Linked DNA regions of Homo sapiens: region 2 is linked to region 1. The links are chromatin loops, found by intact Hi-C in ENCODE. Cell type or tissue: heart right ventricle. All regions are shown on one strand. Links, peaks and the distances in the headings refer to the core of each region. The heading gives the core; the rest is flanking DNA. Region 1 has its middle 140 kb from the start of RAMP3. Region 2 has its middle 200 kb from the start of RAMP3.

Evidence for each region. Hi-C counts contacts between places; a loop is a spot of excess contacts. Peaks named below come from ENCODE experiments on the same cell type or tissue, not always from the same donor. Only the 100,000 strongest peaks of a DNase experiment are listed, where the experiment ranks them.
Region 2: it touches region 1 in a loop (3-fold over the local background); 3 of 110 quality-filtered maps call a loop at or near these places.

What each region holds. Positions count from the first base shown.
Region 1 is chr7:45,288,167-45,304,445 of GRCh38, reverse strand. It overlaps the pseudogene LOC100419775. Among named protein-coding and RNA genes, the nearest start is that of RAMP3, 140 kb to the right of the region's middle. In heart right ventricle, for the core only: no CTCF peak of the experiment used is centred there; DNase peaks (open chromatin) are centred at 9,705 and 11,755; H3K27ac peaks cover 2,417 bases.
Region 2 is chr7:45,354,325-45,370,603 of GRCh38, reverse strand. No RefSeq gene overlaps it. Among named protein-coding and RNA genes, the nearest start is that of RAMP3, 200 kb to the right of the region's middle. In heart right ventricle, for the core only: no CTCF peak of the experiment used is centred there; no DNase peak of the experiment used is centred there.

The sequences.
Region 1 (16,279 bases), core at 5,290-13,289:
GCACACCTGTACAAAAACATCTCGTGTATCCTACAAGTATACACCTACTGTGTACCATAAAAATTAAAAGTTAAAAAAAATTAAGTTTTACCACATTCGTTACATTTGTAAGACATCTGTTGAATATCAATACTCTGGTAATAATTTTGTGGATTGGTGAAAGGCTTTCCCACATTTGTTACATTTGTAAAAGTTCTCTGAAAAATGAGCACTCTGATGTTTACTAACATGTGAGCCATTGTTAAAGTTTTCCTGATTTTCATTACAAAAAAAATTTCAAAAATTAATGTTGATTCTTACCAAAAGAAAAAAAAAACAGGGTTCTGTAGAAGTAGCAGACATAAATTGAGGTTTCTTCTGAGATATTTTATGTTCTTAGTCTCCTTTGGCACTTAAATTATTGTTAAGAGTAGTTATCAGACACTGGTTATATGCATTATAACATTCTTTTTGCCCTTCACAGTTACCCATACTTTCCCAGTTTTTTCTTAAGTGTAAATTCTCAAGGCCACAGCTCCCATATCTTCTCTGTATCACTTTTCGGAATGAATCTTCTATGCTTTGCTCTGACAAACAACCTTGGTTGTAATAAGAATACGTAGCTGGGGCTTTAGCTACTATCTCCTGCCTCTTCGCATCCCAGGGCTCTTTCCTTTGCTCCAGATAGGTGATCAGGTTCAGCTTGGAGAACAAGACAAAAAGGAAGACCAGGTTTCTGTAGTTCTAACATCACATTCCTATACAATTTCCACTGAGCAGGGTCCAGTCATTCTCACTTACCTAGAGAGAATTCTTTGGTCACATTCCTGAATGTCAACAGTCCCATTTCCCAGCTTCCAGGGTGTTCTGTCGTCTTATTTACGGATCTCCCAGTACCTGTAGGTCACAAGGGGACAGAGGCTGTGGCAGAGCCATCTGATCACTCCCAAAGCCGAGGAGACACTTCAAAGATGACACCCCAAGCTAGGAAGGTGGTCCGACGAGCATTTTATTATCAAGATTCATCCATGTTGTAGCATGTGTCGATACTTTATTCTTTTCATGACTCAATAACAGTTCATTGTATGGATATACCATATTTTGTTTATCCATTCTCAGCTGATAGACATTTGGGTTGTTCCTATTTTTTAGCTTTTGGAAATAGTGCTGCTATGAACATTTATGTGCAAGTGTTTGAATATCCGTTTTCAGTTCTTTTGAGTATATACCTAGAAGTGGAATTACTGGTCATATGGTAATTCTATGTTTAACTTTTTGGGAAATTCCCAAACAGTTTTCTACAGTAGCTGAGCCATTTTACATTCCCACTAACAATGTACAAGTGTTCCAGTTTCTCCTATCCTTGCAAAAACTTATTTTCCATTTTCTAATTAGCTATCCTAGTGGGTACGAAGTGGTATCACATTGTGGTTTTGATTTGTGTTTCCCAAATAAAGAATGATGTTGGGCATCTTTTCATGTTCTTGTCGCTAATTTATATATCTTCTTTAGAGAAATGTCTATTCAAATACTTTGCCCATTTTTTAATTGGATTGTTTGTCTTTTTATTGTTGAGTTGTGCAAGTTCTTGGTATATTGTGGATACTAGACTCTTATTAAATATATGCCTTGCAAAAATTTCTTCCATTCTGTAGGTTGTATTTTCATTTTCTTGATAGTCTTCTTTGGTTCACAAAAGTTTTTAATTTTGATGAGTCTAGTTTGTCAGTTTTCTCTTTTGTTGCTGTTCTTTTAATGTTATATCTAAGAATCCATTGCCAAATACAAGGTCATGAAGGTTTATCTTTATGTCTTCTTTGAATAGCTTTATAGTTTTGGCTCTTACATTTAGCCATTTGATCTATTTTGAATTAGTTTTTATATAGGTATAAGGTAGCGATCCCACTTCCTTATTTTGCATGTGAATATTCAGTTCTCTCAGCTCCACTTGTTGAAGAGACAATTCTTTCCCCATTGAATGGTCTTGGCACCCAGTTCAAAATCAGTTGACCATAAAAGTATGGGGTTTATTTCTGGACTCTTGATTCTATTCCATTGATCTATGTCTATCTTTATGCCAGTACCACACTGCGTTGATAACTACTGCTTATTTTCAGCCTTATTGAAGTATAAGTGACAAATAGGAATTGTATATTTTTAAAATATGCAACTAGATATTGTGATAAATGTATGTATTGTAAAATTATCACCATGATCAGGCTAATTAACATATCTATCACCTCACATAGTTACCATTTTCTTTCTTTTTTATGTGTGAGGATAACACAAGATCTATCATTTTAGCAAATTTCAAGTATACAATACAGTATTGTTAACTGTATTCACCATGCTGTATATTAGAACTCCAGAACAAATTCATCTTGCATAACTGAAATTTTATACTCTTTGACCAATGTCTGCTCATTTCCTTCTCACTCTCACCCCCAATCCCAGCAACCACCATTCTAGTCTCTGCTTCTATGAGTTTGGCTGTTTTAGTATCCATATGAGTGATGCAACATTTCTTTTTCTGTGTCTGGCTTATTTCACTTAGCATAATGTCCTCCAGGCTCATCCATGTAATTGCAAATGGCAGTATTTCTGTCTTTTTAGAGGCTGGATAATATCCTATTGTGTGCACACACACACACATGCACACACCACACACGCAGACACACACACACATGCACACACCACACACACACAAACACACACACATGCATACACCACACACACAGAGACAGACACACACACACACCACATTTTTTTTTTTACCCATTCAGCCATTAGGTTGTTTCCATATCTTGGCTACTGTGAATAATGCCACAGTGAACATGGGAGTGCATATATCTCTTTGAGATCCAGATTTCATTTCCTTTGGATATATACTAGAAGTGCTAGATCATATGGTAGTTCTACTTTTAATCTTTTGCAGAATCCTCATTTTCTCCACATTGTCAACAAGACTTGTTATCTTTGGTCTTTTTGATAGTAGCCATTCTAATAGGCATGAAGTGATATCTCACTGTGGTTTTGATTCGCATTTCCCTCATAAGTAGCAATGCTGAGCACCTATTTCTGTATCTGTTGGCCATTTGTACGTCCTCTTTTGAAAATTTTCTGTTCAGGTCCTTTGCCTATTTTTGATTGGATAATTTGGGGGTTTTTGTTTGGTTGGTTGGTTGGTTTTTGCTATTGACTTGTATGTGTTTCTTATATATTTTGGATATTAACCCTTAACATATGTATGGTTTACACATATTTTCTCCCATTCTATAGGTTGCTTTTTCACTCTGTTGATTGTTTCTTTTGCTGGATAGAAGCATTTTAGTTTGACACAATCCTCTTGTATATTTTTGCTTTTGTTGCCTGCGCAAAAAAATCATTGCCAAGACCAACACAGTGGAGATTTTCCCTTATGTTTTCTTCTAGTAGTTTTATAGTTTCAGGTCTTACATTTTAGCTTTTAAGTATTTTGAATTGGTTTTTATATGGGGTGAGATAAAGAGCCAACTTCATTCTTTTGCATGTGGGTATCCAGTTTTCCAGCATCATTCTTTGAAGATATTATCCTTTACCCATTGTGTGCTTTTGGTATCCTTGTTGAAGATCAGTTGATTTTAAATATATGGATTTATTTCTAGGCTCTCTATTCTATTCCATTGATTTTTTTATCTCTGTATTTATACCAATATCATACTGTTTTGATTAGTATAGCTTTGTAATGTATTTTGAAATTGAGGAGTGAGGTGCCTCCAGCTTTGTTCTTGATTGCTTTGGATATTTGGGATCTTTTGTGGTCTCATATGAATTTGGGGACTTTTTCTATTTTTATAAAGAATGATATTGAGATTTTGAAAGGATTTCATTGAATCTATAGATCACTTTGGTAGTATGGACATTTTAACAATATTCTCCTAATCCATGAACATGGGTGGAACATGGGATGTCTTTTCATTTATCTGTGTTGTCTGTATTTCATTTATTAATGGTTTATAATTTTGAACTTATTTTTGTGTGTTAAGCTTATATCCTGCAACTTGCCTGAATTTATTTAGTAACTCTAATAGTTTTGGACTTTTTTGGTATGTCTTCAGGTTTATCTACATATAAGATTGTTTCATCTGCAAGTAGAAGTAAGTTCACTTCCTTCTTTCCTATTGGATGCTTTCTATTTTCATTGTCTTACCTAAGTGTTCTGGCTAGAAGTTCCAGTATAATGTGGAATAGAAGTGGTGAAAGCAGGCACCATGGTCTTAGGGGAAAAGCTTTCAGTCTTTCACAATTAAGTATAAAGTTAGCTGTGTTTTTTATAAACGGCCTTTATTGCTTTGAAAGAGTTTCCTTCTATTCCTAGTATGTTGGGTGTTATTATTATGAAAGTGTTTGAGATTTTGTTATATGCTTTTTTGGCCTCAATTAAGATGATCACATGGGGTTTTATCTGTCCTTCTAATATTATGCTGATTGATTTTTACGTATTGAATCTTCCTTCTCATTTCTGGAGTATATCCAAATTGGTCATGATGTATAATACAATCCTCTTAATATGCTGCTAGATTTAGTTTGTTTGTTTTTGTTCAGGATTTTTGCATTTGTATTTATAGGAATAAGAGTCTATAATTTTTATGATGTCTTTATCTGCCTTTGATATCTGACTCATAGAATAAGCTAGTAAATATTCCTTCTGCTTCCATTTTTTGGGAGAGTTCAAGAAAGATTTCTGTTAGAGGTTCTTAAGAGGATCATTAGAATTCACCAAGGGAGCCTTCAGATCTAGGGCTTTTCTTTGTTGGGAGGTTTCTGATTCAATCTCTTTACTTTTGTAGTTCTGTTCAAGTATTCTATTTGTTTTTGAATGAGTTTTAATAGTTTGTGTGTCTCTAGGAATTTGTTTGTTCCATGTAGAGTTATCTAATTTGTTGATGTACAATTATTCATAGTATTCTCATAATCCTTTTTATTTCTGTAAGATCTGTAGCCTCCATTTTCATTTCTGATTTTCCTAATTTGAGTCTTCTCCCTTTTTTTCCATGGTCAAACTAGCCAAAGTTTTGCCAATTCTGCAGATAAAAAACCAACTTTTGGGTATGTTGAATCTCTCAATTGTTTTCTATTCTCCATTTTGTTTACCTCTGCTCCAATCTTTACTATCTCCTTTCTTCTCCCAACTTTCGGTTTAGCTGGATTTTCTTTTTCTAGCACCTTAAGATGTAAAGTTAGATTATTGCTTTGGGATTTTGTTAAATGTAAGCATTTTATACTTACATATTGCCTCTGAGCACTGCTTTTGCTGTATCCTATAGGTTTGGTATCTTGAGAAAATATCTCAAGATATTTTCTAATTTCATTCGCAATTTCTGTAATTCATTCATCATTTGTGTTATTTAATTTCCACACCTTTGGCCAGGCCCGGTGGCTCACACTTGTAATCCTAGCACTTTGGGAGGCTGAGGTGGGCGGCTCACTTGAGGTCAAGAGTTTGAGACCAGCCTGGCCAACATGGCAAAACCCCATCTCTATCAAAAATACAAAAATTACCCAGGTGTGATGGTGCACACCTGTAATCCCAGCTACTCAGGAGGCTGAGGCAGGAGGATCACTTGAACCCTGGAGGTGGAGGTTGCAGTGAGCTGAGATAGCACAACTACACTTCAGCCTGGGCTTTAGAGTAAGAATCTGTCTCAAAATTCCACATATTTGTGAATTTTGCAATTTTTCTTTTATTATTCTTTTCTGGTTTTGTTTCATTGTGGTTGGAAAAATCACTCATATGATGTCAATATCCTTAAATTTATTGAGACTTGGTTTGTGGCCTAACATATGTTCTTTTCTGGAAAATGTTCCATGTGCACTTGATAAAAATATGTATTTTGTTGTTTTGGGGTACAGTATTCTATATATTTTTATAAGGTCCCGTTGGATTATAATGTGATTCAACACATTTTTTTAATTGGTAAATTATTTACTTCTATCTAGTTGTTCAATATACTATTAATAGTGGGTTATTGAAGTTGTCAACTATTATCATGTAACTATCTATTACTCAATCCAATTCAAGCACTTTTTGCCTTAAATGTTTAGGGGTTCTATTATTAGGTGTGTATGTTAGTATACCTTCTTGAACTGACTTTTTAATCAATGTATAATTTCCTTCTTTGTGTCTTATAACAATATGTGTCTTAAAGTCTATTTTGTCTGATATTAGTACAGCCATCTCTGCTCTGTTTTGGTTACTATTAATGAAATATCACTCTCCATCCTTTCACTTGAAATCTGTTTTTGGATCTAAAGTGAGTCTCTAGTAGATAACATATAGATGCATCATGGTTTTTTAATTCATTCTGGCAGTCTCTATCATTTAATTAGAGAATTAAATCCACTTACATTTAAAGTAATTACTAGTAAGGAATAACTTCTGACATTTCGCTAATTCCTTTCTCTATGTCTTTTAATTTTTTTAATATTTTTAGTTAGCAAATCATTCTTGTATAGATTTATGGGACACAACGTGATGCTTTGATAAATGTAAATAATGTGGAATGATTAAATTAAGCTAAAATTGCCTGCATATCATTTTTCAAATAGTACTCTAGAAAAAATTAATGTCAAAAGAAGGCAATGATAGATGAATTAAGGAACAACCAATATTTAAGACAGGCTAAAGCCTACAACCACAATTCTTTCAGGATAAGGTCTATGTTGCTCCCTCTGGCCTTGTTAACCTGCACCAGGAATGTGGGCTGCTATCCTCATAACCTCTGCCAGTCTGGGACGTGGAGGACGATAGGCATGCAATTTGAAGTGCAGCTGGCTGCTTTTTTTTTTTGACAAAGTCTCACTCTGTCATCCAGGCTAGAGTGCAGTGACTCACTTATAGCTCACTATACCTTAAACTCCTGGGCTCAAGTGATCCTCCTGCCTCAGCCTCCTGAGTAGCTAGGGCTACAGGTGCATGCCACCACACACAGCTAATTTTAAAAAAAAAATTTGTAGAGCCGAGGTCTCCCTTTGTTGCCTAGGCTAATCTTACACTCCTGGCTTCAAGCAGTCCTCCCACTTCTGCCTCCCAAAGTGCTGGGACTACAGGTGTGAGCTGCCACACCCAGACACTGCTTCTTTCTTTACCAAGCCTTCCAAATTTTTTCACTAGATTCCAGAGTTCTGCCAACACTGTTTCTGACATTCTGACTAGCTCATTAGTTGATTTTCTGGAGGGACAGAGCCCTGAAGTCCCCAACTTTGCCATTTTTCTGTGATATCCTCTGCTCTCTTTTTTGTATTGCTTTTTCTCTCTGGCCCATGCAGTCCTGGAGCTGGCTGCTTCTTCCAGCAGAGTAATGAGATGTGGAGGTCCAAGTCTCCAGTGTGAGCTTAAAGGAGAGGGGTGGAGATTGTCCTGGGTCATAGTCCCAGGCTACATCCAACCTGGAGAATAGGAGACCAACTCACTATAAAACTACATTAGTTTAGGACAAAACCCCAGGAAGCAATAAAGAGATTCTTCTTCTGTTTTTGCTGACTGTGCATATCTCCCCTGGCAACCTCCTGGGAGGTGGAAGTTGGCTGAAGACAAAGCTTGGGTGAATCTACTCCCAGCTACCATCTTAATACCTTGGGAATATAAAAATGACCCTTTCCCTGGCACAGGACTCTACAGTTGTCCTGATCAGTGTCCCTGATCTTCTTTTACTTTCACAATGGTACTGGGATGTCACACAGTACAGAGGAGAAAACTCAAGCTCAGGGAGCACCAGAAACTTTCTCAAGGCTCTGACAGGTGAATTATAGGGCCAGGGCACTACCTCAGGCAGCACTCAGCTCCTCCCATTGTCCTTGAGCCCCATTGCACGCTCCCATAAAACCCCAGCTTTCTCTCTAGAAACCCTGGAAGACTCTCCTAAAGAGTGGACACCCCATCCTCTGCCTGCTCCCACCAGCAATGTGTTCTCATCAACAGAACAGCTAATAGACCAACCAATTGGAAGCTTAAACCCCTTTCAGGGATGTTTCCTCCTAGGCAGGCATTGAGGAGACAAGGAGAAGAAAGAGGTTGATGGGTTGATGTGTCCAGAAGCTTTGGGTTTTCTTTTCTTTTCTTTTTGAGATGGAGTCTCGCTCTGTTGCCAGGCTGGAGTTCAGTGGCGCAATCCCGGTTCAATGCAACCTCTGCCTCCCGGGTTCAAGCGATTCTCCTGCCTCAGCCTCCTGAGTAGCTGGGACTACAGGTGCACACCACCATGCCCAGCTAATTTTTGTAGTATTAGTAGAGACTAGGTTTCACCTTGTTGGCCAGGATGGTCTTGATCTCTTGACCTTGTGATCCGCATACCTTGGCCTCCCAAAGTGCTGGGATGGGTTTTCTTTTTTGTCTGTCTCATCAGTCCTCGCTCCTCCTGATTTACATCTCCCAGACACAGTGCTGCCCAGAATGATGCACAACACCCCCATGGAGTCTGCCTTGTATAAGACACAGGCTTCTCTTAAAGCTGCATCCCACTGGCCTAACACTTTTCTCTAACAGCAAGTCTTTTCACACTTTCTGAAGCCAAATGGTCCCAATCAAAGTCCTCAAAGTTTTCCCTCACAGATTTTATCCTGAGATATTTGTCCAGGTTGGCAAGATAATTTTAGATTTTGACTCTAAATAAATGGTCTTTCACCATGTTATCTGCAGATTTCATGAATCCCCTTGCTATGATAAACACGCTAATCAAGACGCGGGCTGGGACAGAGCCTGGTGGCCATCAGAGACTTCCCTCTAGGCCAACAGATTCACTAGTTAGTGCCCAGTGGAGATGCACACCGGACATTCTAGAGACCTGAGATGCGTGGGGACCAGAGCAAAGCTGCACTGGGACTACAGCAAAGCTGCTTTGATCCCACATTTTTGGTCTTCCTATCTTTCAGGAAAGACCAGAACAGCCTGCTTTAAAAACATTAATGAGGTAAAGGGATTATTAATTCAAAGCTTATTAAAGCCATATGTAGCTGCATGCATTCTAAGTCAAAATAAACTGCAATGTCCTGCTGATTTCTCTTGCGTCATGTCACCGGCTTATAGCAAGGGGAAGCCATGTGGAGCTGTGCTAATTACCAGGACCATATGCTGCGGGAAAATCAGGAGGTGTTATTAAAATGCCTCTTGGACTACTGCTCAAGCTTATGAGATTCTCTTCTTCCAGGACTGCAACTTGGTATTTGTTGATATTTGAGTAATGAGGCTGTCCGCACATATTTTTAGGTTTCCCTTTCACCGGGCAGTCTCCAAATACATTCCGTGGGCTGAGCTCTGTGCTATGTCTGAGCAGGGATCCCACCATCAACCACATGCAGCTTCAGCTCCTGAAGCTTTTCCTGCAATGTGAGTTCCCCAAACGGTTAACAAATATCAAACACACTTGCTTAGTATACGCTGGTTTAACAAATATCTATGGTGCATCCACTAGGTACAAAGCACTGTCCCAGGTGCAACAACCTTGGAAATAAGGTAAGTGACCACCATGCTTCTGGGAACCCCTCAGTTTGTAAGTCTTCCTTACCTTCCATGTTCTTTGCCTGCACTCTGCACTGTTTCCACAAGAACATTGTTTCAGGATTAACAAAGGATTCACCTAAGACACTCCTATGGAGTTTCCTCAGGAAACTTGGAATGACATGTAAAGCCACTGCAACAACACTGAACGCACTGGCCTTGCTGCCAGGAACACTGTCACCATCGCTGGGGACACAGCCAGGCCACATGCCAGGGACTATCACAGACACCATTAAATGTCACCATGCCCTGTGAAATGTTACAAGGGTCTCTATTTAACTGAGACTCAGAGAAGTTAAATAGCCGGGCTCCGGGTCACCCATGTTGGGAGGGTCAGAGGGGGCATACCAAAGAGCCCATCTACACACACTTTCCCCTGTACTGCCAACGTTTTTCATAAGCTCAATTCATAAAGACCTTTGACTTCCCAACTTGAGGCACATCGTGTAAAAGCACACATGATACCACCCAGCTCCAGGCTCACACACACATGTGCAAGGGGGAATGTGGCCTCTCTAAATGCCAGGAGCCTTTGATCTGAGGGTATCTCCCTCCCATGCCCTGCACAGTGCTCCCCCAGCTTGCAGCTTAACTGGGCTTCCCCATCAGCCCCTTCACACCCCCATGAGCCATGGGCTAGGAGGCTGCAGGTGCCACCTGCCCCCGCTACTGGCACCACAGCGCTAGCAGTCCGCCTTGCTCTCCTTGCAGTGCCTGCCCTCTGCTTCCCACTCCCTGATCTACTGTGGCTAGTCCCATCCTCCACCAGGCACTGATTCCCTGGACCCCCAACTCACATGGCCTCTCCCGCCCTACGGCTCCACACTTGGCTTCTCATGGTTTCCTACCACAGCAAGTAGGAGGGTTAGTTTTATGTCAACTTGGCTGAGCCACAGTACCCAAATATTTGGTCAAAAGCCAGTCTAGATGTTGTGTGGCTGTTTTTTAAATGAGATTAACATTGAAATCAGCAGACTTTGAGTAAAGCAGTCCACCCTCCATAATGTGGTGGGCTTCATCCAATCAGTTGAGGCCTTAGAGAAAAGACTGAGGTCCCCCAGGAAGAGGAAACTCTTCCTCCAGGCTGCGTTTGGCCTCAAAAGTCAAAATTGCAATATCAACCCCTCTCTGGGTCTCCAGACTGCCAGTCTGCCCTGCAGATTTCACACTCGCCAGCCTCCGCAATCACATGAGCCAATTCCTTAAAATAAATCTACACACACAGACACTCTTCCCATAGGCTCTGTTTCTCTCAGAAACCCTGAATAGTACAGCAAGAAAATGCTTATCAGACTGTTTGAACCTGAGTTCTTCACCAGACTGTATGACGCTTGAGGGCAAGGACATCATCTTATTCACTTCTGAAACCCTAAGCCTTAGCAAGTGGACAGACAATAAACAGGTGTCGAGTGAATAGAAAGTAGATGAGTTCAGACTCAGTGTGCTAAGACATGGCCTTTCCTGGGCCATTGCCAAGGCTAATAAAAGACCCTGAGCTGGAATATTTAATCTCCAGACTTAGCCCTGAGTATGCAAGAATGGATTTTTCCAGCACAAAGGCCTAACACTGACCAGTACCTCCATAACCCCTACAGCCCTGGGCTATGGGGATCCTGACCCTCCCTGCTATTCCCCACCCTCCACTGGGGCCAGCTTCCCCTCTTTGGAAGTGATGTCCTCTCAGTCTCTCTGCACTTGCACACTTAATGTGCACAGTGTCTGCCAGCCAGCCAGAGAGGGCACGCAAACTCACTCACACACTCAATCATACAAACGCACTCACACACACTCATGTACTCACACTCATAGGCATGTACACACTCACACTCGCTCCTGTGCACACACCCACTGAGACACACTGCAGTGTGCACAAACACAAGCACCATCACACACGTGCATATACACACACGTGTACACACATGCCTGGCCTTCCTCTCTGGTTCCCAAAGTAGCACCCCACTTGCGGGTGCCGAGGGATGGCTCCAGGCCATCAGAGCTTGAAGCAGAAAGATGAAAGATTGCTCTGAAACCCTCCTCACTGCAGTCATCTTCTGAACACAGAAGCCCCTTCCAGGTACAGCTGCAGTCACTCTCTCCTGTCCTCTCAGCACACCAGCAGTTGGGATGAACCAATCCATCTCCACACACAGGGCTGCCCAGCTTCCTACGCCCAAGAACAAAGCCCTCTCCTCCCTCTAACCGCGTCTCACACCACAGTCTCCTCTAGCCTAGTTCCTTTGAGTGACTGAGAAAAGGGTTTGGAGCCCTTCCAAATACCCCAAGCCAGGCAGCTGCAGGATGCTGTCAGTCAGGGCCTGAAAATAGTGTGTTAGCCACTGCAGAGGCCACAGACACAACCTCAGGGGCACTCCACAGCCTCACAGCCTGCACCCTCGCCTGCAGAGCCATGGCTCTTTCTGCTGTAATTTCTCACATTTCAATGGATCCTCACACAAGAACTGTGTTGTTTACATAGAAAGAAACTGAGATTAAATGAACTTTTAAGAAAATTGTACTATGATATGTGCAGATTGACCTCTGTCCTCAAACCCACCTTCTTTCTGTGCTGTCAATTTCCTTCTCAACATTGGTGCCCAAAATCTGATTAACCTGTATTTGACCTTATCATCTGCCTAAAGCTACATGTTTCATGTTAAATCTTTCATGTACAACATTGTGAAGCAGACAGACCATCTGCCATGCTTGTGACCAGCTCTGCAAATGACCCCATTGTGGTCAGAACCAGAGCAAATGGAATAGATGAAGGGTCCTTTTTTTCCCCTGAATTCCTAAATTTAACTCAAATCAACCCTAAGTCCACAAGTAAAATCTATGTATATTCAACCTTCATTCTCCTGGCTAGATTATCTATCCCGTATTTTATTTCTAGGAATAGATACTCTCTTTGCTGTTGTTACCAGAAAGGGGTCCCAATCCAGACCCCGAGAAAGGGTTCTTGGGCCTTACTCAAGAAAAGTATTTGGGGTGAGACCATAGAGTAAAGTGAAAGCAAGCTTATTAAGAGAGTAAAGGAATAAGGCTGGGCGCAGTGGCTCACGCCTGTAATCCCAGCACTTTGGGAGGCCAAAGCAGGCAGATCCCAAGGTCAGGAGTGTGTGACCAGCCTGACCAACATGGTGAAACCTTGTCACTACTAAAAATACAAAAATTAGCCAGGGGTAGTGGTGCCGTGCCTGTAATCCTAGCTACTCAGGAGACTGAGGCAGGAGAATCACTTGAACCCGGGAAGTGGAGGTTGCAGGGAGCCAAGATCGTACCATTGCACTCCAGCCTGGCCAACAGAGCGAGACTCGGTCTCAAAAAAAAAAAAAAAAGAAAGAAAAAAGAAAGGAATAAAAGGATGGCTACTCCATAGGCAGAGCAGTGGCTCAGTATACTTATAGTTATTTCTTGATTATATGCTAAACAAGGTGGATTATTTATGAGTTTTCCAAGAAAGAAGTGGGCAATTCCTGGAACTGAGGGTTCCTCCCCCTTTTAGACCATATACAGTAGCTTCCAGACATTGCCATGGCATTTGTAAACTATCATGGCACTGGTGGGAGTGTCTTTTAGCATGTTAATGCATTATAATTTGTGTATAATAGGCAGTCAGGATGACCAGAGGTCACTCTCATCACCATCTTGGTTTTGGTGGGCTTTGGCTGGCTTCTTTACTGCAGGCTGTTTTATCATCAGGTCTTTATGACCTGTATCTTGTGCCACCCTCCTATCTCATCCTGTGACTTAGAATGCCTAATCTGGGAATGCAGCACAGTTGGTCTCAACCTTATTCTACCCAGCCCCTATTCAAGATGGAGTTGCTCTGGTTCAAATGCCTCTGACGTCATGACCCAACAGATTTTTGAGTGTTCACTCTGTGCATGAGGCTGAGCCCAGGTTCATGTGAGCTGTGGTGGACAGGATGGGCCTAGTCCTTCCCGCGTGGAGATCACAGGCACTGAATCCACAAACACTCAAAAACACATAGGAATGTAAACCAAAAATAAAATCCTAAGCCCCCCCAACCAACTGAACAGAGCCCCTCTGGACCAAGAGGACCCCAGAGAAACCTGGAAAACTGAATTCCCAGCCATGACAGGGAGGTGGGACAGTCCTCAATCTACCCCCTCTCTTTTGGAGTTTGGGCACAACTGATTAGCATTAACTTTCAAATAGATGTCATAAGACTGAAAAAACAGACTCTTTGTGGTAATAAATGTGAACCCAGAAAATCTGAGACAGGTCTCAGTTAATTTAGAAAGTTTATTTTGCCAAGCTTGAGGACGTGCAGGTGGCACAGCCTCAGGAAGTCCTGACAACATGTGTCCAAGGTGGTCCGGGCACAGCTTAGTTTTTTACATTTTAGGGAGACATGAGACATCTGTCAACATATGTAAGAAGTACATTGATTCGGTCTGAAAAGGCGGGACAACTTGAAGCAAAGGCAGGAAGACTCAAAGCAAGGAGAGGGCTTTCAGGTGAACAGTTGCATTCTTTTGAGTTTCTGATTAGAATTTCCAAAGGAGGCAATCAGATATGCATCTATCTCAGTGAGCAGAGGGGTGACTTTGAATAGAATGGGAGAGAGGGTTGGCCCTAAGCAGTTCCCAGCTTGACTTTTCCCTTTAGCTTGTTGATTTGGGGGCCCCAAGAGTTATTTTTCTTTCACATTTCCCCCCTTTTCTTTTTTAAAATATTTTGGAGAAAGCATTTTACAACAAAATAAGTCCCTGGTCTCAGATTTCATCTGATCTCTCATGACGAGGATGGTTAACACTCATCTTTAGCAGATTGTGAAGTCTCATGTCCTGTGAAGAGAAAATAGTGGGGGAGGATGGGAGAAAAACAACAACAAACAAAGGAACAATCCTGAAAAAATCTATATAGGCCACATTACTCTGAAGTCCATACATTAGTAGGCAGGTATGAAAGTGGCTTATGTATGTAAATGGGTTGCTGTTTTTTTTTTTTTTAATTTAAGTTGTTTGGCTTCAGTTGGCAGGGTTTTAAGAAAGCACAGCTTAGTTTTCAGTGACTCCAAATTAGGAAAAATGGGAAAAAAGCAGGAAAAAAAGAAAAAATAATGAAAACATTATTTTGAAGACTTGTAGCCAAGAAAAAATTCTGCCAGAACTGTAGAAATAATAAAAACTGAAAAACATTAGACAAGACTAGAGTGTACTATAGTTTTTGAAACATAATTTTTCTCTCTCCAGTTTTCCATTTTTGCTAAAGACAAATCATGGTAGGATTGGTTTGCTTTATTATACTTGGCTTAATTATTTGTATACAGTGCAGCAAGAATAATTATATTTTTTACATAGGTTTTAAATTGGCTTTGATGGAGCTTTGTTCCATAGAAGGAATCCCAGATAAGACTTTTTTAAAGCCAGGCCCAACCATGGATTTGTGCCAGCAAATATCTGTGAGTTGGGTGAATTTTCTGTCCTCTTGAGGTTCCAAGATAAACATGGGGCTTCTGGGACTGTCAGAAAGTGATATTCTTTACTTACCACGGGCCAGAAACCCTGTACAGAGACTGTGTATACAAAATATGAGGCCAGATTTTCCAAGGGCTTTATTGGCGCCATAAGTCAAGTTTGACTCCTTAAAGGAAAGCACAACATTCCAGTCAAATCCTTGGTAAAATAACCAGTTTCTCCAATTGTGTCCTGTTACAAATGAAAACAGATTCTTACTGCACTTATGCAAATAACTGCATTGCCATAAGTTAGAATACTCACAAATAGTTTCCAAATTCTGGAGAAATCAGGTAGACAGAAATAAATATGCTCCAAATTTTGTTCATGGGAGTATACTAAATTGTTAAAAGGTATCAATAGCTCAAAAGAAAAGTTTTAAGACTCTGAAAAACAAAACAAAGGGTCAGCAACAGCTTAGTGATTTAGAGGCCCCAAGATTTATTTTCCTTTCACATAAGATAACAAATCCAACCTGATTCTAGCATTGCGTGACAGATAGCAGACCCTGAAGGAAATCAAAATATTTTTCCCCAGAATGTATTTCCTTGACATATTTTTGAATGGCCCTCCAAAGCCATCTTTTTGTGGGGGAAATTCGCATCTGTAGAGAATCTCCAATAACACAGCCAGGCCTTTCCTTTCCAGGCCTTTCCCAAATCTAAGTGAGATTAACTAAGTGTGTGACACTTTTTACGTTCTGAAAAGAGACATTTACAATTTATCTCTCTGATGTCTGCTACCTAATGAGGCTTCACCTACATAACAAGAACTCTGCCTCCACAATCCCCTTATCTTAAAAATTTCTTTCTACTGACTTCAAGTCTTCAGACAAAGCTTAACTCTTTCAACCAATTGCCTATCAGAAAATATTCAAATCCACCTATGACTTGTAAGCCCTCATGCCCCCTACTTCAAGATATCCTGCCTCTTTAGGTTGAACCAATGTATATCTTCCAAGTATTGGTTCATGATTTTATCTAGAATCCCTGTCTCCCTAAAATGTCTAAGACTAAACTGTAACCCAACCACCTCAGGCACATTTTCTCAGGACTTCTTTAGACTATTCCCCAGGCCATGGTCACTCATACTGGCTCAGAATAAACCTCTTTCAATATTTTACAGTTTGTTTTTCTGTTAACAGGAGGTTGTGAAACAGAGTGTCATGAAAGAGACCATAGAGAAGGCTACTTTGGGCCTGATGGGGAAGGCAACTCTGAGGAAACAGTATCTGACCCAAGACCTGGAGGCTGAGAACTTAGAGTAAGTGCGGTGTAGTAAT
Region 2 (16,279 bases), core at 4,373-12,372, 67 kb before region 1:
ATAAGACAGAGACTAGAAAAAAAATAGAAAAAAATCAACAAAACTGAGTCTATTTTTCAAAAAGTTTTTAAAAACTTGACAACTCCTTAGCTAAATGAAGAAAAAAAGAGAGAAGACTCAAACAAATAGAATAAAAAATTAAGGTGGAGACATTACAACTGATACCACAGAAGTACAAAGTATTATAAGAAATTACTATGAATTATTATACATCAAAAAGTTAAATGACCTAGAAAAAATGGATAAATTTCTAGACACACATGACCAACCAAGATTGAATAATCAAGGAATCGAAAATCTTAATAGACTAATAAGTGAGTAAGGAGATTTAATTAGTAATAAAAACTCTTCCATCAAAGAAAATCCCAGGACCTGATGACTTCACTGCTAAATTTTACCAAACATTTAAAGAACTGATAACAATACTTCTCAAACTCTTCCAAAAAATTAAAGGGCAGAGAACACCTCCAAACTCTTTTTATGAGGCCAGCATTACCCTTATACTAAAGCCAAACAAGGACATTACAAGGGGAAAAAATACTATAGGTCAATATCCTGATGAACATGATGCAAAAATCTTCAGCAAAATACTAGCAAATCAGAGTCAACAATATATTAAAAGGATCATTCACCACGATCAAGTGGAATTTATCCCAGGGATGCAAAGATGGTTCAATGTATGCAATCTATGTGATATACCACATTAACAGAATGAAGGGCAAAAACCATACAAGCATCCCATTAGATGTAGAAAAAGCATTTGACAAAATTCATAACTTTTCGTGATGAAAACACTCAACAAACTAGATACAGAAGAAATGTACCTCAACACAATGAAGGCCATATATGATAAACTCACAGCTGACATCATACCCAACAGTGAAAAGTTGAAAGCATTTCCTCTAAGATCTGGAACAAGACAAGGATGCCAACTCTCATCCCTTCTGTTCAACACAGTACTGAAAGGCCTTGCCAGAGAAATTAAGCAACAGAAAGAAATAAAAGACATCCAAATAGGAAAGGAAGTAGTGAAATTGTTGCCGTTTGCTGATGACATAATCTTGTATATAGACAACCCTAAACACTCCACCAAAATATTGTTAGAACTAATAAATGAATACAGTAAGGTTGCAGGTTACAAAATCAACACTCAAAAATCAGCATTGTTTCTATTTACTAATAATAAAATAACAAAATGCGAATCAAGAAAACAATTTAATTACCAGTAGCTACACAAAAAGAACATGCTTAGGAGTAAATTTAACCAAAGAGATGAAAGATCTGTACACTGAAAACTATGAAACATTGATGAAAGAAATTGAAGATGACCCAAATAAATGGAAAGATATGTCATGTTTATGGATTGAAAGAATTAATATTGTGAATCACCATCCTACCCAAAGCAATCTACAGATTCAATGCAATCCCTATTAAAATTCTAATGTCATTTTTCACAGAAATAGAAAAAGCAATCCTAAAATTCATGTGGAACCACAAAAGACTCTAAATAGCCAAAGCAATCTTGAGCAAAAAAGACAAAGCTGGAGGCATCACACCACCTGACTTCAAACTATACTACAAAGCTCTAGTAATCAAAATAGCATGGTACTGGCATAAAAACAGACATTGATCAATAAAACAAAATAGCCCAGAAAAAAAGCCCATGTATTAAGAGTCAACTGATTTTCATCAAAGTTGCCAAGAATACACAATGAGAAAAAAGATAGTCACTTCAATAAAACGTGTTGGAAAAGTGGATATCCACATGCATAAGAATGAAATAGAACCCTTATCATAAACTATATAAAAAATTAACTCAAAATGAATTAAAGACTTAAACATAACATCTTAAATGTAAAACTACTAGAAGAAAACATAGGGAAAAAATTACACAACATTGGTCTAGACTATAATTTTTTAATTTTATCCCAAAAGTTTAGGCAACAAAAGCAAAAATAGACAAATAGAATTACATAAAACAAAAAATTTTGTACTCAGCAAAAAAAAATAAAAAATAAAAAAAACAATAAACAGAGTGAAAAAAACAACCCATGGATTGGGAGAAAATATTTGTAAGCCATACATATGATAAGGAATTAATATCCAAAAATATAAGGAATTCAAACAACTCAATATTAAGAAAACAAGTGACTCAACTAAAAAATGTACAAAGGACCTGAATAGACATTTCTCAAAAGAAGGCACAGAAACAGCCAGCAGATATATGAAAAAAATGCTCAGTATCACTAGCCATTAGGAAAATGCAAATTAAAACCACAATGAGATATCACTTCACACCTGTCAGAACTGCTATTAGCAAAAAGATGAAACATAAATGTTGGTGAGGTTGTGGGGAAAAAGAGAATCTTTGCACCCTGTTGGTAGGAATGTAAATTAGTATAGCCATTTTGGAAAAAAAAAATCTATGGAAACTCCTCAAAACTAAAAATAGAATTACCATAGGATCCAACAATTCCACTTCTGGGTATATATCCAAAGAAAAATGAAATTGATACATTGGAGGGATACCTGCACTTCCATGTTCATTGCAGCACTATTCACAATAGCCAAGACATGGAATTAACCTGTGTCCATCAGTGAATGAATGGATAAAGAAAATCTGGTGAATATACACAATAGAATACTAGTTAGCCTTTAAAAAGAAGAAGATTATGTCATTTGTGACAACGTGGATGAAACTGGACAGTATTCTAAGTGAATTAAGCCAGGTACAGAAAGACAAACATTGTATGTTCTCATATGTGGAATCTAAAACAATTGATCTCATAGAAGCAGAGAGTAGAAGGGTGATTACCAGAGGCTGGGGGTGGGTGGGAGAAATGGGGAGATATTGGTCAAAAGGTACAAAGTTTCAGTTAAGACAGGAGGAATAAGTGATAAGTATTTGAGGTGATGGATATGTTAGTTAGCTTGATTCAGTCACTCCACATTGTACACTGATTTCATAAAACCATTTGCACCCCATAAATACATACAGTTATAATTTACAAATATACAATAAATTTTTTTTAAGTGGAAAGATGTGCAATCCAGGGAAAAGACAGTTACAATAAAAACTGCTGACAAAATATATAAAGAATAACAACTTAATAAGGAAAATTTCAACCTTCAAAAGAAAAAAAAATGAGTCAAGGAAATAAATAGGCAATATACAAAAAAGCAATACTTAGAGTGAGCAAATAATCAAGAAAATTCCAGTTGAGACTGGGCAGGGGCCAGCACAGAGAATCTGATGATACCAAGCAATGGCACAAATATAAGAAAAACAGAACTCGCAGGATTGCTGTGGGAGTCTAACGTGCTACAACCTTTGGAGAGCATCTTGGCCATATTAGTGGTAAACATTCTGTGATCTAGCAATGTCACTAGGCAACACACTCCAACTCAGAGGATCGTGTGCACAAGCAGCCACACGATTGGGAGAAAAACGCACAGCAGAGGTGTTTTTCTGGCATGATTTATAGAAGTAAAATTTCTTAAACAAGTTAATTGCCCAACAATGGGAAAATAAACAAATAAATTATGTACTTTTAAATAATTATTCATTTTAAACAAATGAATATATTCTTTGCTTTTCTGCATTTGAAAATTTTGTTATGAACAAAATGAAACAAAGAAAATTACTGGGGCTCCTAGAATCCACAAACCTGGAAATTTAAACACATGAGTTTATTTGGTAGGCACAGACTGGCTGAAGCTGGCCTTTGGGATCACTGCAAATTCAGAGCAGCATAGGTATCATGCAGGAATCACAGGGCTTGTTGTCCTGCTGCTAACAACGGTGTTCTCCAGGCTGCCTCGCCAGGGCTGCAGAGAAGCCCAAACACCCACCACGCATGGCCATGCACAGCCTCATGCACATGTGTACACACACACACATATACACAGGCACACATAGCCTTATGCACACACACAGTTTCATGCACACAGCCTCATATACATGTGCACATATGCACATGCATATACATGCACAAATGTGTATGCACACAGCCTCATGCACACACATGCATGCACATGCACAAACATGTACATGCACATATGTACCCACAAAGACTCATGCATGAACACACACAAGCACCCTCACATCCACAGCCTTTTGTACAAACACTGCCTGTTCCCTGAGCACCAGCAAGGCACCCTTGGAATACTGCCTTTTTTAGAACTGACATCACCAGAGATGAAGATTTCTGATGGTGATAGGAGGAAGACTTGCCAGTGGCCAATCACCGGTAAGTAATCCCACCAGCTTTAGAGCTCCCCACTCTTAAATGGGAGGACAGCCTCCACGGGAAAGATCAGCAGGCAAAACAGAAAACTAGAGAAAGTAGAGCAATGCAGCAGATAGAAGGGATAGAATAGAACCTGGAAAAGAAACAGAACAAAAACAAAAGCCCTCTTTATTTTAGATATCTTTGTATCCAAAGAAATAAATGGGAAGGGTGTCCAAAAGAGGATAAGCAGGACAGGACTATGTTGGTGAGAAGCATAAAGCCATTAAAACGTTAATTCCCTTTTCCTTTGGTGTTCCAACTGCTGGGAATTTGTTCTAAGAAAATAATACCAAACTGTGAAAAATCCACATGCTTCATAGCTGATAATCATCAGCATTAAGGCTCAATTTAAATGGCAACAATAGAAGGTTGGTGAGGCAAATCATATCTCATTCACTATACAAATTATCATAGTAATTCAAAATGGCAATTTAGAGACCAAGTCACAATTAACGAATATACATCTGATGCAATGACAGAAAATTGCATATGTGCCATTTGCACACATGTGACATGTGTACACCCAGGGACAAAAGCTGGAAAGGTACCTGAGAGACAAACACATGGCAAAATCATATGCAAAGTTTTTTAAATGAGATGGTTGTCACGTTGCTGATTATTCAATAGACTAACCGTTTAAAATCTGAAATACCCTAGCGACTTTTTTTGTGTGAGTTTAGTGATAGGGTCCCCAGATGGAAGTGGCTGCTTCACAAGTTGCTAACTGACCATTGGCTTCTGGGGGACCAGAGTCACATCAACAAACTGTCTAAACCAGGCTATTCCTGGCACATTCCCTCATGAAGCTGAAGCTCCACAGATGGTTTTCCACACTGTGTTATATTTATTAACATTTAGTCCAGACTTAATTGACAATACTAAACGCTGGTTCTTTAAACATTCAGTTTCATTATTTGCAATGGTAATTTCAGTAAACAGTAGCTATTCCAAAGCTCTGTAGTGTGAAATTTAATTTTGTTGGTTAATTGATTGGAAGAATACAGCAACTTCATCCTGCTTAGAGATTGTGGCATTGGTGTGGCACTGAAATTAGGGATCTGTAAAATCACTCACAGTATAGCAAAGTCAAAACAATAGGCTAAATAAACTTATCAACTTTTAGACGTCAGGAAGTACCAAGTTTCTTGGAACAATGATATTACAGAATTAACACACTGCATATTCATTAGAGGATATTCTTGACGTGTGTGCATCTTTTAATAACAAATTCCTCACGCACTGTTTTGGGATCACTATACCCCTAAATTGTGTGCCTGGTCAGTATTTATCTATTAATATTAACACTGCTTTTGACAGAATATGAAGTTGGAGTGCTTTACCCTAGCAATGCTGAAAGGAAGAGCAGTTATTCCAAGAGTTCCCTTCCAGCCCAAATTAGTTACACTGTGTCAATAGTTTCTATTAGCTTTTATAAACCTTCCAGTTACAAATCATAACACAAAATACCCTCAAACATGGGCATTTTAAATGGTGTCTTCAAAAGATAATCGCCACCAACTGTTTGACCTCCACTCATAGGCCAAAAACATTGCCGATTATAATAATGAGATGCTATCTTTTTGACCTATGGAATTAGCAAGGATTAAAAGTGTGGATAATTCCAGTGTTAACACGGGATGAGAAAGCATCTGACACACTCTTCAAGAGGAGTAGAAATTGATCCATGTATGAAAGCAATTTGGTAGCAAGAGACATTGAGAAGGACTCAGGGGACCAAAGGGTGGCCAGAGAAGGACTAGCCCAGGCACACCCGACTGGAGCTTTGCAAGTGCTCATGGACTGACTAGGCTCGTCCACAGCCTCAATGCTGTGGGCAGAGGCCTCTGCCCAGGGCCCTTCTCTCAGGTACGCCATTACCCTTCCTCTCCAGGAAGCTCCCAGAACAAACTCCCTGGCACCTGTCACAACTATTCAGGGCTTTCACAGACCCCCTGCCTAGTAACCACTGAGATCCAAATGTGATTTTTCTGTGGCTTCGGAGAATGATAGTAAGAATTATAGGATGATGCAAAGGTGAACATTCCAAGGTTGGAGACCCCAGAGCTCCCAGGTCAGAGCCAGGAGGCAGCAGAGTGACCAACCCCTGACCACATAGGAGGTAAATGGTAGAGCCAGGGTAAGAGCCCAGGGGTCTCGAGTTTCCACATGCACCCCTCAAAGGTCTGGCCCTACCCCACTCCACTCAGGGGTGCAGTCTCCCAGCTGGGAGGACAGAATCCTAACTTTGATCACTCCCACCTGGCAGACACATTTACACTGACCAACCCTCTTACTGCCTTTGGGAACTTTTCACTTCCCCAACTCTGCTTGATCCCCGTTCCCTCCTCCTCCCTACCCCGCGCTCCCCCTTTAACGTGCCCAGTCGTCTCTGTGCAAATCAGAGTAAAGCTGGGCTCTGGCCCCTGCTGTCAGTAGTTACTGAAGAGAACCTGTTTCATCTCTCTGCCTAATGTCTGTCACTGTTTATCTCTGACAGCAGGAATGTCCATTGTCAGGTAACAGAGCTGGGTTTTCATGGTTTCCTCTTTCTGCCAGAGCTGCCAGAATGGAGAGAGCCCCATTGCAGAGCTTATGCACTGAGCTCTTCCGTGGTGTCTTCTGAAACACGTAGAGTGTGAGTAATCAGTGGACAGACAGGAAAGCAGGAACAACCCCAGCAACGGCAAATGCTGCGGCAGAGACCTCTCCAAATTGACCTGGCAGTTTTCAGAACCTAGGCCATGGTCTGCTCCAAGTAGGAGCTCATAGGGTGTTGCGTTCATTGAGGAGGAGAAAGAATTCAGCACCCAAAGTTAAGAGAAGGAGAGGAAAGAGAAGAACTATGGAAGGAATGGTACAGAATCGAGGGACGATGACTTCCCCAGGAGCACGGCATAAATCTTCCCAATCACCCTGGTGCTCCAACCCACCTGGGAAGCCAGGTGGGCATGGCTCATGTCTGTTTCTCTGGGTCGGATGTCACTCCTCTCAGGAAATCTTGAAAGTGATCCAGGTCCCAGGATCCTTTCATCCTGCCCTTTTTGAACTAAGCAACCCCAAACAGAGCTCAGAGGCCCTGTGCAGCGGGGAAGGCTCTTTGTCTAATTAACTTCCATTAGCACATAAGCCAGACTGGAGTCCCCAAAGACACACAGAACCAAGCAATGGAAGTTGTTTTTCCACCTTTGTGTTTTCAGGGGAGGCTCCTTCAGGAGGCAATTTGAGAGCATTTCAGTTTGAGATTCGTAGTTAAGACTAGAAGTAGGCATAGCACTTACATAAACTTTTATAACTTAAAATGGATTTGTCTGGGAAACTGAAGTTCTGAAGAGCCCTGTCTCAGCTTTCTCAACCCCTGCCTGCTTGAAACACCCACTGGAGACCACCTCTGCCCACCTCACACTTTATCGCTTATGAAAGGTCCACCATTCCTTAGTGACTAAACCCCATGGGAGCAGACATCACTCAGTTTTGCCCACCACTCTCTTTCCAATACCTGAAACACAGCCAGTAAATAGTCACTGAATATGTGAATGATGAATTGAATGAGTGAATGAATAAATAAATTTCTATCTGGAGGACTTTCTCACATCTAGGCAGTTCTGACCATTAAAAAAAATAATAATGTTTCTCTTGTCTGCAATCTCCTCCTTGCAGCATCTGCTTCTCTAGGCCACACCAAGCAAGTTGATTCTCACTTCCTCAGAGATTTGGAAATAGTTGTCTTGCCCTTCCCATCCCCACTCCCACCCCATAGAGGCTTTTCTTCTTCAGGTTAAATATCTACAGCTCTTTCCATGTTTTCCCACGATCCAGTTCAGCATCCTTGTTTTCCCTCTTGGAACTGGTCCCATCTGTCTATACCCTTCTCTGCTCCCTGAAGCTGCTACCCAGAAATGTGTTCCATGCTCCAGCATGCCTGACGCACCAAGCCTGCCCAGATGCTTCACCACTGCCTCATCTCAGTATTGGCCCATGTTGAGTGTGTAGCCATAGACGCTTGCAACTCACTTACCTATTTATTTTACAAAAACAGCCTGTGTTCCATGAAGAAGGCTGTCCTACTAAGGTTCTGCATAAACAGCAGTGAGCAGGGTGCAGCAGAAGCCCAGGCAGGCAGTTCATCCAAGCCTGGGGATGGGGAGGGGCCTGCCCCACGAAAGCCCAAGTGTATCATCCCAACTTCTGATCCCATCATCACATCATCTTTCTTTCTATGGCAGCCATCCTCAAGTTCCTCTGTAACTCTCTTCTGGATCTTGTGAATGAAGAGTCTTTGCTCCCTAAATTCTGTCTTCCCTCACTCTGCCCATGATCAGCGTTCAGCTCAGCCCCCACCACCCCAGGTAGGCCTTGCCCAAATCCGTGGGATGTGAGCTCCACGCCCCACAGTGGCCCTGTGGGTGCTATCACTCCCTGTGTTTCTCGTCATTGGCCCCTTTGATGTACACAAACCTTGTCTCCAGAGACTGTAAGCATTTTATTTATTTATTTATTTTAGCTCCAGGGCCCCCTGTCAAGTAAAAAAAATCCTGCAAATGAGTCCAGTTCATCCACTTGTTCGTTCATTCATTCATTCAATGAATAAGGGCTGTGAGTCTGCTCTGGACCAAGCACATTCCTGATGCTGGTGACACGCAGTGAATAAGCAGGCTGGGCACTGCCCTCATGGAGTGACAAGAAACAGCCTGAAAACCAGGTCAATGTCAGCTCATGGGTGGTAGTAGATGGGGTCTGCTGAGGAAAACCCTGAATACTCTGTCGTAGAACAAGGAAGAGCTGGGCATCTCCTGAGCAGTTAGTGATGGTTTTATAGAAAGTGAATTATGTCCATGATTGCACCTCTTTTCACCTTGGCTACTGGGAAGCTTGGAAATAAGGTAGGTATTTTTAGTCTCGTTCCAGAAACTGCTGGGTTTTGCCTTTATTGCTTTGCCTTCTTTGGCTTCTACTTCTGCTTTTGCTGTCTTACATACAGATTCTAAGTATTTTATATTATCTCATCAGTAGCCTCAGCCATTCTTGGAACATGTCTGGGTCTAAACTCACTTTTACACAGACACATATTTTTACCAGGCATTCATAATTACATGCAGAACCTAATTTTTTAAAATTAACTCTCTTCTCCCCCAAAGAAGCTTTGATTCATTACTCCACTATAGCTTAGTCTACCCACCAATTAAGAGAAAAAGTAATCAAGGATTATAGCTTGCCTGCCTGCCTGTCAAGGAGGGTCTCAAAGCCTAATGAGTACAAGAACTGTAAGGCAGTTTCTCCCTGTGGCAGCAGGGAGGGCGTCTGCAGAGGTGGCTATCAGGTTAAGGATGCCCCTTCCTGGAGGGATGGCCCCAGGTGGTTGTGAGCCGAGGCTCCTGGGCCCCATCTCCAGGGTTAGAGCTTGACACCTCCACTTTCTAGCTGTCCAACTTCAGAGAAGCATCTTAACTGTTTACATGGTGTAGACAGGCCTGTGGTTGACCACCACACTGAGTACCATGCTCGGTGGGCTCTGTCCATGCTGTCGGGTTTGTGCACACACATCATTGCGATCCTCTTCTACAGGCTGCCGTTCAGATCAAGGGAGCACCATAGAAATGACAGTGGCTTCCGCATTGTCACCAGGACCCCTGCATGGCCTCCCCAGAACCACCACCTTTACACACTGAGACGATGGCATAACAGCGAGGACGAGAACAACCGCCCCTCAGAGAAGGATGAAATGTAGGATCTATGTATCTGGGAAATAGTAAATGCTATTATAAATGGTTTCCACATCCTGGGGATTTTCTAAACATTCGTACTGAGCTTCAGAGACAAGCACAAGAATAGTCTGCATCATCTAAATGACCAGTGCTTCCTTCAGCCCCGAAGAAAGTGCATGTTCGTTACATAAATATTGGGATGGGACAAAGCAGGTGACTTCATAGATTTATGAAATGGAGCCAAGAGCATCAAATTAATTTATGAACAGTGACTTCCAGGCATTGGTGCCTCTAATCAAACTCTCACTGCAAGTACATTTCATGTGGAAGACTGAGGCTCAGTGTGTTTTCTCTAAGGTCAAGCAGCAAGGCAGAGTGAGCGTGAATACTGCCTGCAACTTCTTTCCTGTATCTGGTGGGGCAGTCCCCTCAGCTTCTGATTCATTTGCTTTGACCAGCTAAGCCCCTGTCTCTCTGCAGATAAATAAAACTTAGAACATAAATGATTGGACCAATTATGGGCAGGGCACCAGCCCAGAGAATGCTTTCGTGGGCAGCTGCTCACGCCCTGCTCTGAGCCACAGTGAGCAGCCTCCACTTGCCATGCTTACACATTCTGGTGGTGATGGAGCCTGTGCCCTCTAAATGAGAGCAGCTGCTCCTCTGGCCACAGGGGAACTCTCTGCGTAACACTTCCTTGGAAAATTGATTCATTTTCAAATGCCGGCATGGGACTCTTCCTGAGGGCAGTGCCTGTAATTAGTCTGAGAAAGCAAACAGCTCTTTGGTCAGGGGGAAGTTTTTGAGTGACAGCTAGCTGTCACCCTGCAGTCCCAGCAACTAACTTTCCTCAGGCACTCATGTCCTGCCAATCACCCAAGCCAGGACCCTCCCAGGCCGCCCTGTCCTTGGCTCTGCATCTGTTGCCTCTGGTACCTGTTTTCATTCACAGACACCCCCCCACCACATCTGCAACCACTCCACCTGTTCTAGACCCTCTTCCTTCTCTCCTGAAAAATAGCATGCTGCTTAATCATATGTGTCAACTTGGCTAGGCCATGGTGCCCAGTTTGGTCCAACACTAGTCTAAATGTTGCTGCAAAGGTATTTTTTGGATGAGATTAACATTTAAATCAGTAGACTTTGAGTAAAGCTGATGACTCTGCATAATATGGTGGGCCTCATCCAATCAACTGAACACCTCCTCCCTTTGCTTGTCGACACCTCCCATTCCAACAATGAGAAAACTGCTCCCATCACCCACAGCCATTCATTTCATTGTTCATTTCCAGTGTATATGTTCAGTTATGTCAGACTTGTTAAACTGTGCCCTGATGAGAAGCAACTTTACTAACCAGGGCACAGTGCTTATGCACAGTTCCTACTGCCTTTTAGTCTTACAGACTCTATTAATTTCCAAAGTTACTTGGGCAACTTTTTAATCCTACCCTCTACAGTGAGGTTGTTTCATACATTTGTAACGGCTGGGTTCTGCTGTCACATTCAGCATTCCATGCTGGGATACCTGACTTTTTCAACGACATTTTAAAATGTGCATACATTAAAGCTCACTATGGGTTTTGACAAATGCATATGGCATCATATAAAATAGTTACACTGCCCTAAAAAATCCTCTGTGCTTCACCTATCTGATCTTTCTATTCCTACCGAAAGTTCTGGCAGCCAGTGATCTGTCCATCATCTCTCTCTCTCTCTCTCTTTTTTTTTTTTTTTTTTTTGCCTTTTCCAGATTGTTGTACAATTGGAATCATACAGTACATAGCCTTTTCAGATTGGCTTCTTTAATTTAGCAATATTCATTTAAGATCCATTTAAGTCTTTGCATAGTTTGCTAGTCCACTTTTTATTCACTAAATAGTATTCCATTGTATGGATATATCACGGTTTGTTCACACTATTGAAGGACATCTTGGTTGCTTTTAGGTTTTGAAGATTATGAATAAAGCTGTATAAACATTTGCATACAGGCTTTTTGTGGACATAAGTTTTCAAATTCATTGGGAAAATACCTAGGAGTATGATTGATGGATCACATGATGAGTCTATGTTTAGCTTTATAAGAAACTGCCAAACTGTCTTTCAAAGTGGCTGGACCATTTTGCGTGCTCGCCAGCAGTGGTTGTGTTCCTGTTCCACATCACTGTCAGCATTTAGTACTGTCAGGACTTTGGGTTTTTGCCATCCAAATAGGTTTGTACTGTCATTGTGATTTTAATTTGCATCTGCCTAATGACAAATGATGTTACGTATCTTTACATATGCTTATTTTCCATATGTGTATCATCTTTGGAGTGAAGTCTGCTCAGATCTTTTGCCTAATTTTTAATTAGGTGTTTCTCATTGTTGAATTTTAAGAATTCTTTGCATATTTTGAACACAAGTCCTTCATCAGATATGTGACTTACAAATATTTTCTCCAAGATTATATTTTGTCTTTTAATTCTCTTAACAGTGTATTTTACCAGGAAAATACTTTAATAAAGTTCAGATCTATTTTTTTCATTGATCTTGTTTCGGTGTTGTATCTAAAAACTCATCACAAAGTCCAAGGTCATGTAAATTTCTTCCTACATTTTCTTCTTATCATTTGCATTTTACCTTTATGTTACACTTTGAGTTAATTTTTGCAAAAGGAGAAAAACCTGTAGCAAGGATTTTTTTTTTTTTTGCATATGGACTTCCAATTTATCCAGCAAAATTTGTTTAAAAGCCTATTCCTTCTCCATTAAATTGCTTTTGCATCTTTGCCAAAGACGATTGACTATATTTGTGTAGATCCATATTTACTCTATTTTGTTACATTGCACTGTATTCTTTTGCCAAACCCACTGTCTTCCCTAATGTAGTTTTATAGTAAGTTTACTATAGGGAAATGTGGGTTCTCCAACTTTTTTCTTCTTCAGTATATTGTATTGAATATGCTATGTCCTTTGCCTTTCCATATCAGCTTTAGAATCAATTTGTCAATATCTGTTAATATCTACAACATATGCTCTAGAGTTTTTAATGAGAGCATATTAAATCTATAAGTTGAATTGGGAAGAAATGACATCTCAGCAACATGGTGTCCTTCAACCCAATGACACAGAATATCTCTCCATTTATTTACATCTTTGTTTATTTCTTTCATTAGCGTTTTGTACATTTCCACATATTTATCCAGTATATATTTTGTTAGATTTATACCTAAGTATTTCCTTTTCTGATGCTGTTGTAAATGATATTTTTAAATTTCAAATTCCAGTTGTTCATTGCTGATATATAGGAAAGCAATTGACTTTTATATATTGACCTTATAGTCTGAGACCTTACTATAACTGCTTATTAGTTCCAGAAGAGTTTTTGGTCAATTCTTTGGAACTTTCTCCACAGACAATCATGTTTCCTGTGAATAAATACATGTTTTTTGTTTTTTGTTTTTTCCAATCTTGGTACCTTTTATTTCTTTTTATTTTCTCATTGCACCAGCTAGAACTTCTAGTAAGATATTGAATAGCAGTGGTGGAGGGGATATTGCCTTTTTCTCAGTCTTAAGAGGAAAGCATTCATTTTCTCACCATTAAACATAAATGTTTGCTACAGTATTTTTCTAGATGTTATTTATCAAGCTGAGGAAGTCCCCCTCTATTCCTAGGTTCCTGAGTGTTTTTATCATGAATAGGTTTTGAATTTTGTCAAATGCTTTTTCTAAAACAATGTATATTATATTATAAAAAAAGTACCAATTCTACACAATCACCAGAAAACAGAAGCAGAGAGAACACTTTCTAACACATTCTATGAGGCCAATATTTATATGATAATATAACTCTTCTTCTTTAGCCTGTCGATGTAGAAATATATATCTGTAGTTTTCTCTTCTTTTACAATCTTTGTGTGGTTTTAGTATTAAGGTAATATTGGCCTCATAGAATGAGTTAGGAAGTATTCTCTCTGCTTCTATTTTTTGGTGATTGTGTAGAATTGGTACTTTTTTTCCCTTAAATCTGAGGTAGAATTCACCAGTGAAACCATCTGGGTCTGGTACTTTTTTTACTCCGAAGGTTATTTGTAATCAATTCAATGACTTTAAAAGAAACAGGTCTACTTGAGTTACTTATTTCTACTTGTAGAATTTTTTTAGTTTATATCTCTCAAGGCATTAGTCATTTCATCTGTTATTAAATTTGTTGGCATAGATTTGTTTGTAATATTCCTTCATTATATTTTCAAGTCCAAGGGATCAGTAGCAATGATCCCTCTTTAATTTCTGAGTTTAGTAATTTGTTACATTTCTCTTATTTCTTGGTTAGCCTGGCTAGAGATTTATCTATTTTATTGATCTTTCCAAAGAACAACTTTTGAATTTGTTGATTTCTCTTTATTGCTTTCTTATTTTTAGTTTCACCTATTTGTGCTATAATTGTGTTATTCCTTTTCTTCTACTTGTTTATGCATAACATTTTCTTCTTTCTCTAGTTTTTGAAGGTTAAAACTTAGATTATTGATTTTAGATCTTCTTTTCTAATATATGCATTTAGTGTTATAAATTTCTCTTCAACAACTGTTGTTGCTGCATTCCACAAATTTTATAAGTTGTATTTTCATTTGTATTTAACTAAGAATATTTTTCATTTATTTTGAGACCTCTCCTTTGACCCATCTCTTCACTAGACACATGTTAAACAAATATTTCCAAATATTTAGGAATTTTCCAGCTGTCTTTCTGTTACTGATTTCTAGTTTAATTCCACTGTGGTCTGAGAACATACTTTATTTAATATCTAATTTTTTTAATTTATTACAGTGTGTTTTGTGGCCTACCATATGGTCTATCTTGGTGAAGGTTCCATGTGAACTGAAAGAAATATTGCTATTGTTGGATTCAGTGTTCTGTAAATGTCAATTCGATAAATTTGATTGATAGTTCATGCCAACTATATCCTTCCTGTTTTTCTGAGTGCTTGATATATCAAAGAGGTGTTGAAGTTTCCAACTATGATAATGAATTTTTGCCTCTTTTCTCTTAATTCTATCCATTTTTGCCTCATAAATTTTGAAACTTTGTTAGGCTCATACATGTTTAGGATCATATGTCTCCATGGAGAATTGATCTCCTTTAACATTATGTAATTCCCTCCTTTATCCCTGATAATCTTCTTTATCCTGAAATCTATTTTGTCTTGTTAATATAGCTGCTCCAGCATTCTTTTGATTAGTTTTAGCATGGCATAGCTTCTCCATTCCTTTTCTTTTAACCTATCTCAGTCTTTACGTTTAAAGTAGATTTCTTGTAGAAAGCATAAAGTAGAAAGCATAAAGTCTTGAGCACTTTTTCCCACTTTTATTTTAGATTCAGTGGGTACTAATCACTTTTATTTTAGATTTAGGTTTGTTACTTCAGGTTTTTTTAAATCCAGTTTGCCAATCTCTGTCCTTTAATTAGTGTGTTTAGATACACCACTGACTTTTAAAGTGATTATTGATATAGCTGGATTAATATCTACCATGTTTGTAACTGTTTTCTATTTGCATTTCTTGAGCATTTTATATTACTGAATTTCATCTCTTCTCTTAGCATATCAACTGCAGTTTTTTTAAAAAAAATTGATTACTTTAGAGTTTGCAATGCACATTTTAAACTAATCTAAGACCAGTTTCAAATAACTCTACACCACTTCACACGTAGTACAGGTACTTTGTAATAGATTATTTCCAATTCCTCCCTCCTATCCCTTATGGAATTGCTATCATTCATTTCCCTTACCTATATGCTACAATCACCCAATACATTATTATCATTATTGAGTTAAACATAATTATCTCCACGTAAATTAAGAATAAGAAAACTAAAATATTTTTCTTCAGTTATGCCCTCTCCAACATCCTTTTCCTTATACGTCCAAGTTTCTGACCTACATCACTTTCCTACTGCCTTAAAAATTCTTAACATTTCTTGCAGGACAGGCCTGCTGGAGATGAATTCCCTCAGTTTTCATTTGTGAGAAAATGTTTCTATTTTTCTTCCACATTTGAAAGATAATTTCCTTGAATATAAATTCTGGGTTAGGGTTTTGTTTTGTTTTTTTCTGTCAACACTTTAAGGGAAGTACACTGTAATTTTTGTACTCATTCTTTTCTAGGAATGGGTGTTTTTCTTCTGACTGGTTTACTTCAAGATTTTCTCTTTGTCTTAGTTTTCTGTAGTTTGAATATGGTGTGTGTGGATGTATGTAGGTGTCTGTTATACTTATCCTGCTTGGCGCTCTTTGAATTTCCTATGTA